2 separate regions of the Mus musculus genome follow, and region 1 is linked to region 2. A link is a loop called in an ENCODE intact Hi-C map of the cell type or tissue named here. Cell type or tissue: left cerebral cortex. All regions are shown on one strand.

What was found. Hi-C counts contacts between places; a loop is a spot of excess contacts. Peaks named below come from ENCODE experiments on the same cell type or tissue, not always from the same donor. Only the 100,000 strongest peaks of a DNase experiment are listed, where the experiment ranks them.
Region 1: it touches region 2 in a loop (2.6-fold over the local background); 2 of 42 quality-filtered maps call a loop at or near these places.

What each region holds. Positions count from the first base shown.
Region 1 is chr7:132,245,114-132,250,113 of GRCm38, forward strand. Chst15 (carbohydrate sulfotransferase 15) reads right to left here. Exons shown (of 8, transcript NM_029935.6): 6 at 2,751-2,907. Among named protein-coding and RNA genes, the nearest start is that of Gm10584, 68 kb to the right of the region's middle. In left cerebral cortex, no CTCF peak of the experiment used is centred here; DNase peaks (open chromatin) are centred at 1,946, 2,668 and 4,745; H3K27ac peaks cover 635 bases.
Region 2 is chr7:132,473,295-132,478,294 of GRCm38, forward strand. No RefSeq gene overlaps it. Among named protein-coding and RNA genes, the nearest start is that of Gm35147, 10 kb to the left of the region's middle. In left cerebral cortex, a CTCF peak has its summit at 1,985; a DNase peak (open chromatin) is centred at 1,983.

The DNA.
Region 1 (5,000 bases), 230 kb before region 2:
AATGGGGCAGGAAAGACTGTAGGGAAGGGAGGAGTCATATGAAGGCCTTACTTAATATAGGCTATGCATGACTAGCCGCAACGGCACACCTGCCGTGCCAGGACTCAGGAGACTAACCACATGCCCCACGCTGTAGATAGGATGCATCAGCAGCTAGAAGGGAACTTTTTCCCCATTCCAGAGGGGAGAAACCATCTCCCAAAACAATGTGCTCACCATCCTTAACTGCCCGCCCCTCCTCCCCCACCCCCTATGCCCCGCAGAGTCACCCGTCACTGCCATGGCACGGCCCTGGAGCGCTCCTTAAACAAGCAGTGCTAAGCTATGGTTGTTGTCATGCTAAAGCCTGTCATAAATGAAATTTGAAGTGGATGCCTCCTGCTGTCTCAGAACCATTTTTAAGAGCAAGAAAAGGAAGACAGATTTCAAAGGCTATCCAAATTGTTGTTAGCTGCAAATAGAGTACACCTTCAGTGAGCCTCAGTGTCCCCATCTGTAAAATGGGAACAACTTCAGAGGTCAGTGAGGAGCTAAAGTTTAGGAGAGTACCCAGTGAGCAACAAACTGAAGTGAGATACTTCCTATCTTTCACCAATGGACTTGACAAAGATTAAATAAGAATGTATCTATCACACCCAGAGGTAGAGAGACTCACACGGCAACCCATGAACTTCCTGTCCAGTCACAACGGTGTTTCCATGTTCAGTTGGCCTGAAGACAGCAAAGAGAGGAAACACACCAGGCATGCCCCTCTTCTCTGTGGGAGGATGTAGCTGAGGATATCCCCCTCTTCTCTGTGGGAGGATGTAGCTGAGGATATCCGGTCTCTAGGAAGCCTATTTAGAGGCAGCCAGGATGCATGTAGCTTGGCTCTGCATTTCCTAGGGCGTACCTCGGGGTGGGATGAAAATACCACCACATCCACAGCTGTTTATATCGGATGCTGATCCTTTGCAGGGCAGGAGAGGCCCTGGTTCCCAGCCATGAAATCCAACTATGCCTGTGTCAGGACTCCAAAGCCCTGCCTCTCTCTACCCAAGACATCCAGCCAACTTAGGCTGGTATGAGCCTACATCTGCCCCTCCCTCTCTGAATTCTCAGGAGATCTCTGAGAAGAGAGAACTGGGTGGTAGCTGCTTCAGTGACTGTTGCTGCCTCTTCTAAGGAAACATGTTAACTTAGCCGAGGGCATCACCCCTCACTCTTCATCTGGCCTGTTCCTGCTTCCCTCCCTCCGCCCCTGTTATCCCACCTACGCTGCAGGCATCGTTGCAGAGTTCCACAGCATCATCAAACCCAAGAAATTCCAAAAGGACCAGAGTGGAAGCAACCCTGAGGCAGGCTGCCTTCGAGCACATCTGAATTCTCATAACTGACGACCTGCCTTCTCCCACCTGCCTTCCCCCACCCTCCAGAGCCTGCTGCTTGGAAACCCTAAAGAAGAAACTTCTGGAGACACACCAGAGCCCTGAAGAAAGCTGGGGTTTCAAAGCCTAGACTTGAGCCTTGGATTCCCCCCATTACTGGGTAGCTGGCTACAAAAGGCAACCTGACAGAGCCTTGGAAGCCCCGCCTGTGTCAGCAAGCTCCAGCAATAGTGGGGCCTGCATCAAGGCACAGCCTTAGGCTGCTGGGCAGCCAACGCTGGCAGAGTCCATCATTTTCCTATCAGGTTTGAGCACTTTCACCCCTCGGTGGGCTCTACCTAAGTGTGCCAGGGCGCAGCACCATAGTTTGTCAGTATGGCACATGTAAATGACTCCCAGTCTCCCGTCCCTATACCAGCCTAGAATAAAGCAATTGAATTTCAGAGAGGCTAAGACACACGAGCAAAGCCAGGGAAAGCCAGAATGAACCCACACCGCAGTCTGCCTCCAAAGCTTGCCTGACTGAAAATGTGGTTATCTATGTTGAGTCTTCCTTGCCAATGCAAACTACAATGCATACAAGAAGACAGCCCAGACTCCTGCTTGCTGGCCCTGGCTTAAGAAAAGATGGACAGAGTAGCCAAGCAGAGAGCCTGACATCTTTCCCCTGAGCCTCACTGCCCTGAGGTGGGGCGTGCTAGTCATCTACATCTGTGAATGCCGGATGTGGGACACAGCATACATCGGGCAGGAGGCTACCTGATGTAAGAGCCCTGCTAGGGAAACACTTAGGCCTGGGAGCCTTGTGTGGGAGATGTGACCTCAGGTAACTTAAGAGGATTCACCTCCAGCAAGAGATTTTACATAAGACTGGAAGGTTAGAGAAGGATAACAAGGGGTAGCGAGAACATTCTGCAGTGGAGAGCCTGCTGGAGCATTCCGTCACTGGTGGGTAATTCTGAAAGCCAATGCTATGAAGATTCTCTGAAACAACCTAAGGACTGGGTGTCCTCCTGTCTGCCAGCTCTAATTGCAGAGCCTTACTAAATGGCAGCCCTCCTAAGCGCACCCTGGGTCTCTAGGAGAGGCAGGGGGATTCAGGATGCAAAGTTTCTGGGTGACAGGCAAGGAAGGAGGGACACAGACAGCAGGCTCAGAGGCCCCAGCTGCTGCTGTGCCTCTCTCAGCCGGGAGCATTTTTCTTCCACATTAGCCACTGCTCAGAGGCAGCTGGCTGGGTGTCATTTGCACATTCAAACACTCCGTCCCCATCCCCCCACCTCCCTCCCGTCTCTGCACTAAAACCCTGTTCACAATGCCCCGCTGCACACAATAGCACCAGAGTGGGCCTGCTCTGTATGGGCTGCCCTGGTGAATACGCACGGGCATGGCATTGTTCAGGGTGTTGTTGTAGACGCAGGCGCGCAGTGAATAATCCAGCATGCAATTTTCAAACAGCTGCAGAGCCTCCGTCACTTTCTCGTGGAAGTCATCTGCAGATTTATTGGAACTTGCGAAGTAGAGATAGTCTGAGTACAACCTGCGAATAAAATAAATGGATAATCTTACCATCCGAGGGTGTGAAACCACACCACGTGGGCGACAACAAAAATCGGCTAGCCATTACATTAGCTGGTTTGATTTATTAAAATACAACAATTTTCCTCCCTTTCTTTCAAATGAGCCCCCTCCGTTCTTGCTCCCACCTGTAACATACCACCCACCCTTCCTGCTCAGATACATCTACACTGCCCCCAAACACTGACCAATACTGTGTTTTATTGTTAGTTGGTGATTTTGTCTCTTTCTCTTGTTAAATTTATTTTATTTATTAGCAGAGTGTGGGGAGGCCATGCAAAGGCCATCGTACAGGTGTGGAGACCAGAGGACAGCTCTGTGCAATCAGGTCTCTCGTTCACCTTTACACAGGTTCCACAAATGAAACTCGTGTTCCGGCTTGTTGCTAGGCCACCTTGCCTATATCTGCTTTAAGAAACAAACAACAAAACCCCGCAGTTATTTTGGGGGAGTGGGGGTGGCAGAGCAAGTCACAGCACACATGTAGAGGTCAGAGGACAAGACGTGGTTCTCTCCAACCACCATGTATGTGAAGAGGCTGAGCTCTGGCTGCTAGCCCTGGCAGAAGGTTCCTCTACTCACTGAGCCATCGTACCTCGCTGTTTAAAATTCCTTCTAGTTACCTCAGAAAGAGACTGTCCTTGCAGCCAGGCTTCAAAAGTCACTCCACAGCAAAGAGAAGCCAGGAAACACTCTGTACTGTCCCATCCCCTTCTTTTAAGAGGAACCCAGGGCACCTGTGATCCACACAAGGTTACAACCCCATGTGAAATTCCTGACTTTTCCCATTGATATCCTGAACGTCTAAAGTTACATTTAAAATTGTGCATGGTGGCTCATGCCTCTAATCCTCCCCGGCTAGGAGGTGGAGGTAGGGGATCACTGATGTTCCAGGTCTGGAGGGATAGGTAGCGACTTATCAGGACAATTTGGGCTACAGAATAAAAGTCTCACACATAGGCATGGAACCCCCTGCAGACGGATATGTTTGCAAGTCCAAGCAAACACCACATATATGTGCAATTGCATGTAACCACATTTTCCACAGGAGTTGCCAGTCTCCCTTGACAGTTACTGGTTCATCTTTATGTTTGCAATGTGCCGTGTTCGCATGAATCTTGCTGTTAAAGGAAAATTTATGAATGGTGAGGACCTGTGATCCCAGCACTCACGGGTGCTGAGGAAGAAAGATCTTGAGTTCAAAGACAACCTGAACCACATAGTGAGTTCAAGGTCAGCTTTGACTACATATCTAGACCCCTAGGACAGGCAGGAGAGGAGAGAAGACAGGAAGAGGGGAGAAAGGGCCAGCAGGGGAAGTAGGGGAGGAAAAATTCATAGGAGGCAATTAGCTCCTTCAACTAAATAAAACTGTTGAAGTTTTGGTTGTAGACATTGCTAAGCTGGTTTGGCTATAACGCACTCCAATTCCCAAACCTTGACCACTGCTTGACCTGATCCTCTGACAGTGAGCCTCCTAGCCCAGCCAATGTGTAGTTAGCCTGCTGAGGGAGGAGTCCTGGTGCAGCAGTTTAGCCAGGCTCCCTCTTACTCTCGATGTTCCTTGGTGACTTTCTGCTCCTAGCCCTGCTTCTTGCTTACAAATCCCCACTTCTGCTGGGTTCCAAGCTGAGCTCTCCTCTGCAGCAGAGCCCCATCGCAGCAGTCCTACACCCCTGACAACAGCCGGAAATGAAGTCTGTCTGAATGTTTCAGCAGATGTTGGGATAATTTCTTCACTTTGAGAACTCCCGGGACGTGTTTCTCACCCCGTTTCTGCTTGCAGAGGGAGTAAGAATTACCCCCACTTTCATCACTTTGTTTTTCCAGATGTTTCTCTCCCCACTCCTCCTCCAAACACCTGCCCATAGGGGCTCCCCCAGCTCTGTAGGACTCCCTTCATGAAACCCTAGCTGTCGCCTCCTACCAAGAGCGATGCTGGGCTGCCATCAAGTGACTGCGGCCCTATGGCATGCTGCCCTCTCCCCCCAGTTGTGTGCTCTCTAGTCCCCTGCATCTCCAGCTTGACACCTCTCTTTCCCGTGAGTCTCCTCA
Region 2 (5,000 bases):
TACAGCAAGAAATGCTTTCAGAAACACATGGACTGTAATATACGTAGACACCGAAGACTCATTGGCGTCCAGACACCCTGAATGTACTGACACAAGTCACATCTTACACAAATATATTGACACCCACAGACTCAGGGACACAGACATATATACACACACATCACTTAGATATAGGCACCTCCCTTCCACACATAAAAACTCCCATACCCGATAGGCCAAGTGGAGCTTTGACACAGGTGACTGGATGTTGTCACTGCACTGCCTATAAAGCCAGGGTCAGAGTTGACATATTTAGACACCTCCTACGTCCCTGAACCCACTCTACCTCATTCACCAAGCTTACCCCAGGATCTAAGAAGTTCTTAGTCTAACACGCTTGATAACATTAGCAACGCTGGTGGTACCTTGGCTTGGGATCATGACTGGCTCCAAATGGCCCTGTATCAAAGGGCTTTGAAGAACCCACCTTGCTCCTGACACACCTTGCTCCTGACAGACACAGGGGCATGCCAGAGCCTCACTCCTACCTGCCCTGAACCACTTTCCAACAGGAAAAGCTTTGAAACTAGCGTTTAAACACCAGCCATCAGAGGCCCATCAGCTGTGGACCTCAACCCCAAGGAAACATGGCGGAACAATGGCAGAACCAAGCTACCCTTGGCTCCTCAAGGGTCCCTCCCTGCCCAGATACACCCTCCCTAAGCCCCACCCTACAAGATGATCCTGGGTCACAGCACAGCAGGCAGTTCCAAATCACTCTTGTAGCCTGTACCCCCAATTCTCTAATGCCAGATCTACAGCCCTGGGGTCTCATAGCCAGAGGAACTAAACCCTGACAGGAGGAGGCTACTGTGGGGAGGGAATCTAATCACTTAGGAGCACCAAAACATAATAGGGAACAGGGCCTTCATGCCCTCTGCTAATGTCAGAAGGTCTGGGAGTTTGTGGCCAGGCAGAGGCCTGAGATCCAGGACCCAGTAAGGCTAAGAAGAACCAGGCAAGAACCCCACTCAGCAGGAACTGCTATAAACTGTCAAAGGCAGCTCAGGGCTCTCTGGGGAGCAGTCAGCAGGGAACCTATCTGACTGAGTCCCTGTCTGGTTCCCCTCCATCCCTTCTCTCCAGATAGCATCCAATGAGAAGCTGGTCACATAGGGACATCTCTCATGCCCTTTCTTCCTCATTCTTGTGTCTAAGAGGCCATCAAGTCCCTTGGACCACTTGTCCCAGGAACTTTCCCTATAGACATTCAACTTCCACCAAAAGGTCCAGAGCAGCTGTTCTCTGAGTTATGGATCATATCTTGCAGGCCAGAAATCTAGACAAGGCAGAGCTGGACAGCTCATTGCTACCCCACAGTGTAGGGGCCCCAGTTGGTGGGACCCCAAAACTGGCATCTAGAGTCATCTAATCTGTTGCTGTCAGTGAGGGCCTTAGTGAATCCCCTGGGTATGAGTATAAGGCCTTCCTGCAGCCTGGCTCTGTCCAGCCTGCAGCCACATGGGCACAACTCTCTTTCTTTGAGTGTCAAAGTGGAGTGTCCTGATTGACCCAGGGCGTAGCCTCTGACAATTATTGCTTCTGCAGCAGTTTGTCCTGAAGGAGCTGGCCCAAATCCGAGGGGAGCAGACATCAACACTGCATCTTATTAGGAAGTGTCAAAGACTGTGTGGACATATTTCTGAGCCACCCATCAGCTCAGAGGTGCCTCAGAGGTGCCATGCAGCCTTTGCCCTCCTGACTGCTTCCTCGGGTCAGCTACTTGTCTCCCAGAAGACTTGGTCCTAGCCCAAAGGCTGGAAAAACAAACTCATGTCGATCTGTCTTCCTCCAGCCCTGTCCTTCCATGCCATCCATCACCAATAGGGAGGTTCAGAGCATCAGCAAATTAAGAAGCTCTGGAACCCACAGCCACTTACCAAAGCAGGACATAAGCTTTAACCACGGGAGGGGCAGCATTGGTTACTGTTCCTATAGCGCCCTCTGCCTCCGCCCCAGCCACATTACATACAAAATCCTCCATGCCCTCCTGCTCATGCCCTGTGTAGGCTAGTTTCCTAGCCTGAAGTACTCCTTCTTCTTTCAAAGGAACCCTAGAAAACTCATGTTCACCCTTCAAAACCCAGCTGCCATGTCACAGCCTCTGTGGTGCCAGCCTCCTATCCACGTATGAGCACAACACAGGTGTGGGTCTTAATCTTGGTGGTGTGATGGAATCTTGGTCACTGTCCTAGCTAACCCCATCCTGGCTCTCTTTGGCTCGGTTGCTTGCCTCCTTCACCTGTCCTTTCCAGTCACCTTGGATTCCAGGAGCAAAAGGACTCGTTGCAAAGCACATCTGTAGCAGGCAACTGAAACAACACCAAGCAATGGGGAACCTGCAAGACAGACTCCTCCCAAACAGGGGCAATTGTCAAAGCAGGCAAGGCTGGGCTGTGGAGCAGAAGGCATTATCTCATGACAAGTGGAGAGCCCCAACCTCAGCCCCAAGCAGTGACAGACTTCTCCAGGCCACCTTGAGACACCAGAACCAAGCAGATCCCACCGGCCAGAAATGCTTAATTCTTTGGACCTCTTGCCTGCCTGGCTCTACAAATATCCAAGGTTCATTGTTGGGCCCTACTTGGCCTCTGTTTGGGCCTTGAAGACAAACCTGAGCCTAGTTTGATTTTCGAGAACAGTCATTCACCTCCACTTGAAAATGACTCAACATGGCATAGATGAAATTGCCTCTGCCTAGCCACCACTAATGTCTAAAATTTTCATAGGCCCTGTGAAGTCACCCCATATCCTTCATCATCTCACACCTCCCCATACGTCATCTCACCCCATACCCCTATCCCCACCTCCTTGCCCTGCCTATATAAGCAAATTGCTGCCACATTAAATCGAGTCCCTGCTTCGACAAGATTCCCAGCCCGGTGTGGTTCCTCTTGGGACACCACTCACCATCCCATTCAGACCCAGAGAGACCGGCTCTCCTCGCAGCTATCTGCCAACAAAGAGCCCACAGTTCATGTCAGGGATCAGTTGACCCCTTTAATATTTGTCCCCATGTGGCCACACTGAGTAAGCCTCCTTCCTCCCTGTTTCTGGCTGTTGTGATCTCTGTAATTGGCATATTGCCATAGGTAGAAGAGTCAGCTATTGGGACCGCAGGAAGCAGGATTTTTGCTCTAAAATTTTGGTTGTAAAGGAGGGTTTATTTTTATACATGTGTATGGTTGTCTGAATGTATGTACATGCACTGCATGCATGCAGTGCCCACAGAGGCCAGGAGATGACACTGGGTCCCCTGGAACTGTAGTTACAGATGGTTGTAAGTCAACATATGGGTGCTGGGAACCAGATCCAGATCTTCTGATAAGCAATATGTTCTCTTAATTGCTGATCCATCTCTCCAGGCTCAGTTGGAAATATTTCACATATACTGGTGACAAGGTGCCAAAATGTAACAGTCTGACTCACAGCATAGGGACTGCCTTAGACATCAAAACTCTCAAATCTCCCGCAGAGGGTTCTATGTAGCTGAGGCTAAGAGGCAGTGCTATAGACCAGTGGCCCCTGCAGTGTCACACATACCAACCGCCTGAGAAACTTCCAAGGCACTACCTTTCCCCAGCTCAAGTCTATCAAATCAGAACCTATAGGAGTAAGGCCCAGCTCATAGCCTGGGTTCCTTATAAAACCTCCCCAGGGTGTTCCAGCATGCTGCTGGGGTGGAGAAAGCTGGAATGAATCCTAGCTCCCACTCAAAAGTATGACATTTGGACATAACTCAGAGCTTCCATCTAACCTTCACCCTGTAAATGACCTTTATCCCAGTGTGAGCCAGGTCACAACCCTGTGGTTTTACTGAGAATGTCACAAGAGACTCTTAGCTTCTAAAACTGTTAAGTGAATGCGGAAGATGAATAATTTAAAGATTGATTCCACGCACATAATAGATGCTCAGTAAGTACTCGCTGAATGAATTCATTAGCTAATCCATACACCTCTAATTTCGCATGACACAAATACTCCCTTCTCTCAGGAGACTGAGTTCCTTGAAGGCAGGATGGAGACCCAGACCCAAGCAAAGATAGCCAGTGCATGAGTCAATGGGTCCATGAACGACCTGTGCAATCCCTCCTGGCTATCTCTCCAGTCTCTAGGTATGCAACGGGTTTCTAGATGAAGAGAAAAAAAGCTCACACATCACGTCTGCTGGAAGGAGAGTGGCAGTACAATTTAATCACATAACTCGTTAATCAACTCGCCCAAGTTGTTAGGCATTTTGGAGGCATTTCCATGTACAGTGACCCAGAGGTCCCTAGCTACATATATACTGGGAATTCGGGTCCTGCTTACTGCCACTCTAATACCCAGACTCAGTTTCCCTAAGGAGCCCTGTAAGAATGTGGCTTCTGCTCTGGCCTCAGAAAGAACAGCAGATGGAACCATAGCAAACAGAACGGTAGCCCTTGCCTCCCTGCTATTGTGATTGCAGTGATCTGGTGGCCTGGTTGCATGATTCCTCCTGCCTCATTCCTCACCCCCATTCCTACAGCTGAAGCCCAGGGGAAGTAACCACACAGAGAGGAGAGCCACACCCTCCACACTGAGGGTGCTGGAGCCAGACAGAGCAGGAGTCTAGACCTCACTCACCCCTTCTCAGCTGTGTAAGCAGAGCAAACCAAGCCTGTGAGCCCCAGCTCAGATGACGTTAGCAATGATGGCTGTTCCCAAAGCCACTATTCAGTGAGAATGAAATGCTGGCCGTGGAGTTGAATGCCAGATCCAGTTTACAGCAAACCTTAAGACATGGCAGGTGATGACACAGGCCCTTTAGGCCCAGGGGCCGTCTGGGTATCTGTGCCCCTCAGAATAAGTATATTAGTTACATTTCTCACTCTGTGTCAAAAATTCCTGACAGACACCGCTTAAGATCAGAAAGGTTCATTTCCCACTCGGAATTGATAGTATAGTCCATCGTGGTGAAGAAAACATGGCGTCGGGAG